2 separate regions of the Homo sapiens genome follow, and region 1 is linked to region 2. Evidence: chromatin contacts called from ENCODE Hi-C or POLR2A ChIA-PET data. All regions are on one chromosome and are shown on one strand. Each heading gives the region's core, a stretch centred on a gene start or an enhancer-like site at or near the end of the contact. The rest is flanking DNA. Distances are from core to core; before and after follow the strand shown. Region 1 overlaps WLS (Wnt ligand secretion mediator). Region 2 overlaps WLS (Wnt ligand secretion mediator).

Region 1 (5,369 bases), core at 806-3,305, 40 kb before region 2:
ACTACTTGTGATAGAAATCACTGTGTATTGGCCAAACATTTCTTTTTGAGCTCTCTTCCAGGACAAGTAAATGACAGTTGTGGTCCATCTTCTTCACCCTCCTCTGTGTAGCAAGCCATTCCCATGAACAGTTGTTGATTCTCTCTTTACATATTTATTCAACACATTTTAGCCTGCTGAGGGTGTCCAGAGTTTTTCTCTTTCCCCGGGTGGAATCTGGGTCTTTAGAACCCCAGGGTAAATCTTAAAGAAGGAACCAGGGAGTGCCTAGGAGATGAGGGTGAAACTAATTTACTGGGTTTAGTTAGTGAATGATGCTATTGTTGCCCACTTTATTAATTCTTTTGTATAGTGCCTTTCTACTTATTTAAGCCATGCTAATAAACATGCATTGAAAGGTTATTTTTAGTGTCAGTATGATAACCCATAGTATGGATAAAATTAAATTGCTCAATCTATTGTTGGACATTTAGAATAATTCCAGTTTAAGGCTATTATAAACAATACTGGAGAAATCTTCTTTGTATTTAAATTCTTATGTACATCCTTTATTATTTCCTTAGTAAATTCACTTTTGTGAATTTATCTTAGGTAAAATGAAATGCACATTTTTAAGGATTTTGATGGTCAGTGATAATCATCATATCACCCATTAGCCAAATCTGGGAATGTCTATCTCTTTGCATGTTAGCCAGTACTGGTGATTACTTTTGTTTAAAAAATGTTTCCCAATGTGCTGATAATATCTTATTCTTTTAATTTACATTTCGTTGATTGATAGTAATGGTAAACCTCTTTTCATGTGCCTACTGGCTACATATATTTTTATATGACTTGCGTGGTTGTTCCTTTCTTTTAATATACTATTTTCAAAGTTGGATCATCCCAGTAATACAACTTCTTGGAGATTAGGAAAAGAAGGAAGATTTATTGGAGAGGATGATTGGTGTTTTTTGGCTGCCTAGTGTTTCGCCTATTTGTTTTGGCAGCAGGATCTGCCTGAATCTCCTTTGTGGAGCATTTTTTTCCCCACTCTCAGTCCATGTGCCTTAAGAGAATCTTCACTTCTGATTCCAGTGATGGACATGTGACCAAGCCAAGCACTAGCCACGGTGGATTTATGCCTCAAGTTAGTCTAATTAGAGTGAATTCTGAGACTTGTGTGGAGGCTACCAGGAAGAGATGTCCTCTCTTTTTCTTACTGAATTTCAACTCACAGAATATAAGCCTGGAATTGTTGGAGTCTTTCCAATGAAGCCTGAGAATGAAGCTAATAAAATACAGGGTGGAATTCAATGACTGTAGAGAAGTGAGATCTGTTGACATAATCTGATTTCTCAAAACAACCACTAGAAGACTGCTTTATCTCTAGATATTTTTCAGTATCATCTTACTAATTTAGTTTTTGCTTAAGTATCTTTGAGCAGGCTTTCCTGTCTCTTACAACCAAAAGAAACTGATACACTTGTTATGCCTTCTTCAGTTTAAAAATAAGTTGGTGGAACCAGATGTGGTGGCTCACACCTGTGGTCCCAGCACTTTGGGAGGCCTGAGGTCAGGAGTTTGAGACTAGCCTGGCTAACATGGTGAAACCCCATCTCTATTAAAAAATACAAAAATTAGCCGAATGTGGTTTCACCTGCCTGTAGTCCCAGCTACTTGGGAGGCTGAGGCAGGAGAATCACTTGAAACTGGGAGGCAGAGGTTGCAGTGAGCCAAGATCACAACACTGCACTCCAGCCTGGGTGACAGTGCGAGACTCCATCTCAAAAAAAAAAAAGGAGTAAGTTGGTGGAGGCCACTGCTGCATTGCAGAGTGTATTTGGACAGTTAGCTTATTTTGATGAAATAAGTCCTCTGTAACAATTAAAGAATAAAATAAGTTATGGAACCAACCTCTGTTAGGCAGCTCCTCTAACTAGAGCAGTATTGGAAATGGGGTGTGTGTGTGTGTGTGTGTGTGTGTGTTCAGAGATCACTGTTGAGCACCAAGTTGCTGGTGAAGATCATTAGTGACAATTCCTGGAACTTGGCCAGGCTGCTGGCTTTGAAGCAAAGCTCATTGCAACACGGGTTCCTGCTGGGCTGGATGTCTGTGTGAAATGGATGGCAACAGGATGTCCCAGCAGCTGAAATGAAGATCCTGAAGGCAGAAGAGAAGCTTTAATGACTGCCCAAGCCGAGCAGTAGTGCTGGGGATGGTTGGGAAATTCAGTAGATGTTATGATGACTCGAGGTTTCTTTGGGACATCTAGAAGGCTGTGAGGCCGAGGAAGCAATGAGCAGCACACGTTGCTACAAGTTCTGAACTAGGTTAGCCATGGGCTACAGAAGGAGTAAACACATGGATTTTGCCCTCCAGCAACTTAAATTTGGGAAGACAAGATCCATAAAATAAGACAGTTTGTTGTTAAGGGCTAAGGGATCTAGGCATTTTTTAGATCAGATAATTTTTTTTTTTGATACATGGGGGTTTGGTATGGGCCTTTAAAGTATGGGACAGCCATCTGAAATACAACTTGATGTGCATAATCCAAGGCAAGATTCATCTCACTCAAGGTGCCAAATTAATAATGAACTTAATACAGAAAGCCATGAGCAGAGTATCAAGAGTTCTGGCTCTAGCCCCATTTATCTCTTTGGTATATCATTGAATCCCTCATGCTTCCTCGTCTTTCCTTTTTTTTTTTTTTTTTTTTGGAATGAAGTTTCGCTCTTGTTGCCCAGTCTGGAGAGCAATGGCGCAATCTCAGCTCACTGCAACCTCTGCGTCCCGGGTTCAAGTGATTCTCCTGCCTCAGCCTCCTGAGTAGCTGGGATTACAGGCGCCTACCACCATGCCTGGCTAATTTTTGTATATTTAGTAGAGACGGGGTTTCACCATGTTGACCAGGCTGGTCTTGAACTTCTGACCTCAGGTGATCCACCTGCCTCGGCCTCCCAAAGTGCTGGGATTACAGACATGAGCCACCACGCCCGGCTTTACTTCCTCTTGTCTTTCTAAATGGACCTGGTAATGCTTTCCCTTGGCAAATAAAAACAGAGGCATGTCTTTCCTCAAAGCCAAGTATGGTTGGGCTTTTCCACCCATTTCTTTTCTTCCTTATTAAAGGCACTAAAATAAATCTTCAGACATGTTAGGTTACCTATCATTAGAAATTTATTTTAGATGATCATTAAGGTATATCTTAGCGCTTAGCTAAATTCTGAAGAATACAAAGAGGCACGAGAGATGATAATCTGTTCATCTGTGGTGTTATTGAAATAAAGCACTGGATGTTAAATTAGTGAGTTGAGATCTCAGTATGGGAATCTACCACTTGCCAGCTATGAGACCTAGTCTTGCTTTTACTGTCTCATCTGTAACCTACTATAGATCTGAAAGCTTAAATAAGATAATTATATGAAGGCATTTATCTTTTGGATTATACCAAAAACAGATAAGGTGGAACTATTTAGCTGAGTAGACAGGCAATGACATATATAAAAACATCATTAATAAAATAGAGCAGTGTAAGATGAAAATATTAGGTAATATTATTTGAGTACTTAGTATGTACCAGGCAATGTATTAAGTATTTTATGTGCATTATGTCAACTCCCGATCTGGTAGTGTTGGAACTAAAATCTTCATCTAACTTGCTATTTTTATGTTTAAAGGTCTAGAGAAATTGAAGGATCCTTAAAGCACTGATTTGGACCTCCTTAACTTGTTAATTGTATTTTCTTTTAAAACCCTTTGTTCTAAAAGTAATGGAATTTGGGGGATAAAACCTGGAGGTGGCTGTGAATTGACCAGAAGGTTTACAAGTACCCATAAGGGCTGGCATTGTGTTAGACATTGTGGGCAAATTCATTCAGCTCTGGGACTCCATCTGTATTTCCCTTCGTGAACTCTTTTGCTGAATGTCCCATCATCCTTTGTCGAGATGAGGTCCTGTTCATCCTGTCTGCTTTCACAACATAAATGTTTTAGGAACTCTCCACAGACTGGCTGGATTGTCTGTTTGGGCTGTGAACAGATTGTGTGGGTGATGAGACAAGTAGGAAAAGACTCAGCGATCAAAAAAGGGGGAAGGAAAGCTCTTTCTCTTTCTCTTAGAATGGAGCTCGGATACAAAGGGTACTTCGTTAATCATGCCTCCTTTGTAATCAGAATGGGGGAGGTATTTTTTTAAACCACCACTATTTTGTCCTCTGTCTCATCCAAGTTAAGCCAACTGTGCAATGGCTAATCGAGGGGTTAAAAATTTCCCAGATGCAGCCAGGCAGAATCAACTTCACTAGATAAAGGAATCATTTGATGGTGATTTGAAAGCTGTCAGGTGTAGCACCAGGCTTCTTGCAGACATGGCACTGGCCTGGTAGGATACCCATGTCCAAGATCCACATGGTGGCAGATTTGTGATTAGATGATGAAAATCTCATGAGTGGTGAGAAATGGGGAAGAGATCTGTAAGACTTAGGGGTTTTGGTGAGTTTAGAGGATTCAGTCACTTTGCACTATGTCCCTAGAACAATCACTGAATGGAAAATCCAAGCATCTCAATTTACTGAACGACCTTGGGCAACTTGTTTAAACTTTCTGTAGTTGCTTTCTTAGAAATCAAAGAAGGGTAATAATCTTTGGTGCCCACTTAATGGGTGTTGTATAAAATAATGAGATTGTAAATGCTTTGAGTGCCCTGGAGATGAGGCGATAGGGAAAATTCTCTTAGGTGTTCTTCATGCTGAATATGGAAAGATGAATAAGATTTTGTTGTTTTTTAAGAAAAACCTGTTGTTTTTTAAGAAAAACCTGTCATTTTTTTAGCACCTCTTTTTTTTTTTTTTCTTTTACAAAGGAGGCTGTGTGCCTCAGTAGAGGTTGACTTTGTAACAGTTTTACTTTCCTGGACAGGTCTGCAAATTTACAATGTAGTCGGTTTTCCAAGAGGAATGTTTGGGTTTAGACCTGTCCTCTCCATTCACTAAATCTAGTGGTGAGATGTTTTTAATGAATTGTTGGTGTACAGCAAATAAAGAGCAATGAAACAAAAGACAGTGTTTAGAAAAGGACTAATCAACTGTTACTCTAACTGTCCCCTAGCTGGATGGTTGCCTATTTTCTTTTTAAAATTAAATGCAGTCTTTAGGCCAAAGCAGTGGGAGGTGGCGGTACATTCCAAGAAAGAGGCATCAGAGTGTCTGAGGGTTGGAAGACAGCAGAAAGCTGCTTGATTCTTGGTGGGTTTTTTTCTGTTTGTTTTGTTTTTGGTTTTGCCCTTACTGCCTTACCCCTTGATCATCTATTCAGAACAGAGGGGAAAAATCCTCCACAAGGTTTCTCCTCCCCTTGGTTTGTGTCACCTAAACAACATTTTCTTCCC
Region 2 (5,479 bases), core at 300-2,799:
CTGCCCTGTAGTCTGGTTCTCTGGTATTTTTGTATTTGTTAATTGTTTAACTCTTCCATTAGTCAAACTCAACTTGTTATCCTTTGTCACTCAAACTCCATTATAAGTGCCCTGAGGACAGGCATGGTTTTATAGCTCTTTGTTTTGGCCTCAGTGCCTTAAGTATAGAAGGCAGTCAACAGCTGGAGGTGTTTTAGATTTCTACATTCATGAAATATTAGAACTAGAAAGGATCTTAGTAAGCCTATGATCCAACTGTAGTATTTCATGAAATAATACATTATGTAAAGTGACTTACTCAAATTGTTTGGCTAAATAGTGGCCTTTTTAGAGCAAGAAGCGGGTGTCCTAACTTTCCTACCCCATGACTGAGAGACATAAGGGGAAAGTACTTGAGCTGCTGAGTCAGGCAAACCTGGGTTCTCATTTTGCCTCCCTCTCACATTGGTAGCATGGCCATGGGCCTCAGTTTCCTCACTTTGAAATTGCCTGTGATGGTTTCCATCTGGCTGGCATCTGCATGGGTGAAAATGTCTACACATAGTAGGCAGTAAAAAATGTGAGCTCTTAGGAATCATTGTTTTATTTCTTTTAAAAATACTTCATTTATAAGAAAACATATTTCTGAGATCTTTTCAGCATCAGAAAATGGTGCCCGATTGCTCTTGGTGAGAACAACTTTGGAGGGAGAACAGGCCAGTAGGCCTCTTTGATGGAGATTCAGCCTAGAATGAGCTAGAAATAGAAATTAGTCCCACCTACAGGACATAAAGCTCATGGATGTAATGCCTTTTCCTTTTCCCAGTTGTCCCTCCATATAAGGGAGTTTGGGTTGATTAACTCAGCAGTTAGTAACACAGCCCTTATCTTACTCACACTCAGAAGAGGATGTGGAGTAGTGGAGGAGGTCACCAGGCCAACAGGCCCAACTTGCTTCCTACATGATAGGAACATCAATGGTCATAAACCATTTGATGAGATAGGAGAAGCCAAGGGCTGAGGGAGGAGATGGCATTCGGGGCAGGTGTGTGGAGTGATGCATGTAGAGACCAACGCAACAGTGCTAGCGTGACCCGAAAGGAAAGAGCAATGATTTTAAGGGAAAGGCTGAGGGTGATGGCTGGAGAAGAAGAGCAGAAAGGGAGTCCAGCTTAACACTCTTGTGTTGTGGGTGGCTTTTATTGAGGGAGGAGCAGCAGAGTTCTTCCGCAGCTCCACCAAGGGTCATGGTTTTCCATTATGCTTCCCATTCTCTCACACACACATATGCTTCATCCACCTTCTTTATAGTATTATGAATCTGTCCATTATCTGGAACCCCGGGTGGCAGTAGAATATTGTCCCACTGTCTCCTGGAGCCCAACTCGAGGAATGTCCTGGCTGATTGATCAAGGGAAGGACCTTATCTTTAAATAGAACCCCAAAGCTGAGTGCAATAATTCCCCACATAAGCCGTATGAAACAAATACTTCGTGTGAATAACACTGGCCTGACTCCAGCAATAACACAGCTGTTGAAACAGCTTAGTCACCAGGGCGATGGAGGTATGCAGTGAGGGAATGTTGGGGTGCCGTGATCTGACATTTAGCTGGCTGGCAGCAGCGCTGAGAGCCAACATGGAGCTGCGGGAGAGCTGCAGAGAGAATCTGCTACCCGTCCACAGGCATTATTCCCTTGTTTCTTTTGAAGCCCAACCGTAATCCCTTCCCTGGGCAAGGCAGACTGAGGAGGAAAACAGAAAACATTTTAGGACTGAAGGGAGGGAAAGAAATGGTTTGCTTCTTTTAGACACCTGGTTTCTGCCCCTTAATGATGCATGTTTATTTCCTGGATAACTTTTTTTTAAATGCCCCAGGCTAGGCAGAGTATAATTTAGATATGGCAAAGGGGGAAAAAACTCATTTATTTATCTTGCCTAGAAAAACGTCATGACTCTTCTTAGCTTACTTGTGTCCAGGGGATGTATGAAGAAGTCAGCAGGGAAAGTCCTGGCCCTGCTGCCTAATATTGCCTGAATCTCTGTAGCGGTTCATCTGCCAGAGCTCTTGTCTGAAGGACTCTGGGTAGATCTGGGCAAAATACTTAGCTGGTTTCGTCAGGATTTTGGGAGGACTAATAAACTGCCATGGAGCGACCCCATCCCTCTGCCAGCTCTTTGAAGAACTGACCTGTGTGTTTTTTCTTTATCCTGGACTCCCTCTGCACTGTTTGTTTTGGAAGTTGTTAAGTTAAATTAGCCATCCCTTTCCTTTCCTGGTTACTGTATGACAATGCAGCTGTCAGTCTGTGAACTCTGCCATCATCTATTTTTAGACACAGTGTGAATGAAGCTGTCTTCTCTAATTGCATTCAGAGAGAGAGAGAGAGAGAGAGGGGCACGCAGGTAGATTTTCACAACGATCAAATCAGCTATTCTAAATGCTCTGTGTACTGACAGTGTCCTGGAGAGAAAGCAAAGAAACCCACTGTGTGTTTTCCTCACTTGCTTTCAGGTTTGTTTTCTTTCCACATTGATGTTGATTATGGTCAAATAGGAAAGTGCTGTTGCCACATTTGCTTTCCAGTGTTTTAACACTTGCTAACTTAGATGGTTCTGAGTTCTCTAGCTTTGTTAGCGAAAGATTGGTTCATCATTGGGTTCAGATTCTTTGGTAAACAAATTCCTTAGAAAATATCCTCCTGGCAGTATTTTCCACAAGGTTAAATCGTCTTAAGCACACTGAGAACTGTGTTAGCAGTGGGCCTCAGTTTCCTTAGGATGTCTCTTTGTCTACCTGGCCCCCCATCCCAGTCCGTCTTCCGCACAGCTGCCAGAATCTCCTCCTTTGCTTTAACATCCTCTAAGCAAAATGCTGCAGCACTCAGGGCAAGCTTCTTCCCTTTGTCATTAGACCCTTCCTGTTCTCTAGCCTTCCCTGTTCCCTCCAGTCCCTCTCACATTCCCTGCCATATTGAATTAGTTGCTTTCCCTGCTATTTTGTGCTTATGTGACTTTTTATACATGGGGCTTCCTCTGCCTGTAATGCCTTTTCCTATCTCGCTGCCTAGTGAACTCCTATTCTGCAATTCATTGGTAAATATCACCTCTTCTCAGTAGGGTGAGCCAGAAGATTGTGTCTTCTGTGCTACAATTCTTGACCTTCTACTCAGAACTCTTGATCTTTTTGTGCTGACTGTATACTTCATATATACTTCTAATGCAGTACAAACTACATGGAATTATACTTATTTATATACCTGCCTTCACCACTTTACTGTAAACAATTTGAGGGCAATGACTTTGCCTTATATGCCTTTTTATCCCTACTCTTTTTTTTATAGAAGAAGTTTAATTGTTTCACTCTTTATAGACATATATAAACATACATTTTTATGTTTATATACATGTATATAGTTCCAAATCCTATTTCTATATAAGATTTGTATTTATTTATATACAGCATTTGGAACTTCTCTGAGTATTTTTTTTTTTTAATTATACTTTAAGTTCTGGGATACATGTGCAGAATGTGCAGGTTTGTTACATAGGTATACATGTGCCATGGTGGTTTGCTGTACCCATCAACCCGTCATCTACATTAGGTATTTCTCCTAATACTATCCCTCCCCCATCCCCCCACCCCTCAACAGGCCCAGGTGTGATGTTCCCCTCCCTGTGTCCATGTGTTCTCATTGTTCAACTCCCACTTATGAGTGAGAACATGTGGTGTTTGGTTTTCTGTTCCTGTGTTAGTTTGCTGAGAATGATGGTTTCCAGCTTCATCCATGTCCCTACAAAGGACATGAACTCATCCTTTGTTATGGCTGCATAGTATTCCATGGTGTATATGTGGCACATTTTCTTTATCCAGTCTATCATTGCTGGGCATTTGAGTTGGTTCCAAGTCTTTGCTATTGTGAATAGTGCCACAATAAACATACGTGTGCATGTGTCTTTATAGTAGAATGATTTATAATCCTTTGGGTATATACCCAGTAATGGGATTACTAGTTCAAATGGTATTTCTGGTTCTAGATCCTTGAGGAATCGCCACACTGTCTTCCACAATGGTTGAACTAATTTACACTCTTACCAACAGTGTAAAAGTGTTCCTATTTCTCCACATCCTCTCCAGCATCTGTTGTCTCCTGACTTTTCAATGATCGCCATTCTAACTGGCATGAGATGGTATCTCATTGTGGTTTTGATTTGCATTTCTCTGATGACCAGTGATGATGAGCTTTTTTTCACGTTTGTTGGCTGCATTAGAATCTTCTTTTGCGAAGTGGCTGTTCATATCCTTCACCCACTTTTTGATGGGGTTTTTTGTTTTTTTTTCTTGTAAATTTAAATTCCTTGTAGATTCTGGATATTAGCCCTTTGCCAGATGGATAGACTGCAAAAATTTTCTCCCATTCTGTAGTTGCCTATTTACTCTGATGATAGTTTCTTTTGCTGTGCAGAAGCTGTTTAGTTTAATTAGATCCCATTTGTCAATTTTGGCTTTTGTTGCCATTGCTTTTGGTGTTTTAGTCATGAAGTCTTTGCCCATGCCTATGTCCTGAATGGTATTGCCTAGGTTGTCTTCTAGGGTTTTTATGGTTTTAGGCTTTACATCCAATCTTGTGCGAGGACACCAGTAGGTGCTCAAAAATATTTGGTGGAAACAAAAATAGAGTTGGATGGTCCATCTAGCACAGGGATTTCAGGGGTGTGTGTGCAGGGGTTTGGGGGGAGTAGAAGTAAAAAGGCAGGTGATGGAGAAAGAAAGTATGAATGTCACCAAAATATAGAGCAAACCACTTGTTTGATGGTAGAGTGACAGGAAATTTAGGTTTGTAAGAGTTATTTGGAGAAAGAAGGATGATAATCATTAATTTGGTAAATATTCAATGAATATCTATTGTGCAAAGACATGAGTGATATAACTGTGAACAAGACTGAGTCAGTCCCTGGCTTTTAGGAACCCAGCCTAAATAGGAGATGGGTAGGGAGAGAGATGGGGATAAGTAGTCAGGAGAAGCAACATGGAGAATAAGTGTCATAAGTGTCATATTGCTGGGTGAACAAGGTACTGTGGGAGCAAGGGGGGGGTGCCATATTGAGTTTGGGTGAGTAAAAGAAGGCAAGAGTAAATCTGGGGGGAATTCCAGAAGATGAGTAGGAGTCTGGCACGAGCGGGGATGCCAAGCACTGTCTGCAGCCCAGATAAAGAAGCCTTTTGTAATTTACCCTCTCAAAGGAGGCATCTCTTCATAAAATTTGGTGTGATTATGGGGACCCTGAGTACAGCAGGTGTAGATAACCTTGAGTACTAGCCTTGAAATAGCAGCCAGCGGCCGAGCGCGGTGGCTCACACCTGTAATCCCAACACTTTGGGAGTCCGAGGCGGGTGGATCACCTGAGGTTGGGAGTTCAAGACCAGCCTGACCAACATGGAGAAACCCCGTCTCTACTAAAAATACAAAAAAATTAGCCAGGCATGGTGGCCCATGCATG

The links. A loop is a pair of places that touch in the nucleus more often than their neighbours do. ChIA-PET counts read pairs that join two places held with the same protein, here RNA polymerase II (POLR2A). Pooled maps may share reads with other maps.
Region 1: a loop to region 2 is called in a map of sigmoid colon, with 2.1 times the contacts of the local background. The contact joins two enhancer-like sites. A Hi-C loop is called at or near these places in 12 of 168 maps with a recorded cell type or tissue (IMR-90, aorta, endometrial microvascular endothelial cells and 8 more) and 6 of 50 pooled maps. POLR2A ChIA-PET finds 5 or more read pairs at or near these places in 8 of 52 experiments (AG04450, BJ, HCT116 and 5 more).

The regions. Positions count from the first base shown.
Region 1 is chr1:68,210,782-68,216,150 of GRCh38, reverse strand. The region is part of intron 1 of WLS (Wnt ligand secretion mediator); the gene reads left to right. Among named protein-coding and RNA genes, the nearest start is that of WLS, 19 kb to the left of the region's middle. Within about 2 kb of position 2,055, at least 13 of the 41 ENCODE cell types and tissues checked have a DNase peak (open chromatin) inside an H3K27ac peak, as active enhancers do; they include heart right ventricle and sigmoid colon, where a contact is called at or near this core.
Region 2 is chr1:68,170,306-68,175,784 of GRCh38, reverse strand. The region is part of intron 2 of WLS (Wnt ligand secretion mediator); the gene reads left to right. All of the region lies in intron 9 of GNG12-AS1 (GNG12, DIRAS3 and WLS antisense RNA 1), which reads right to left. Among named protein-coding and RNA genes, the nearest start is that of MIR1262, 11 kb to the left of the region's middle. Within about 2 kb of position 1,549, at least 25 of the 41 ENCODE cell types and tissues checked have a DNase peak (open chromatin) inside an H3K27ac peak, as active enhancers do; they include heart right ventricle and sigmoid colon, where a contact is called at or near this core.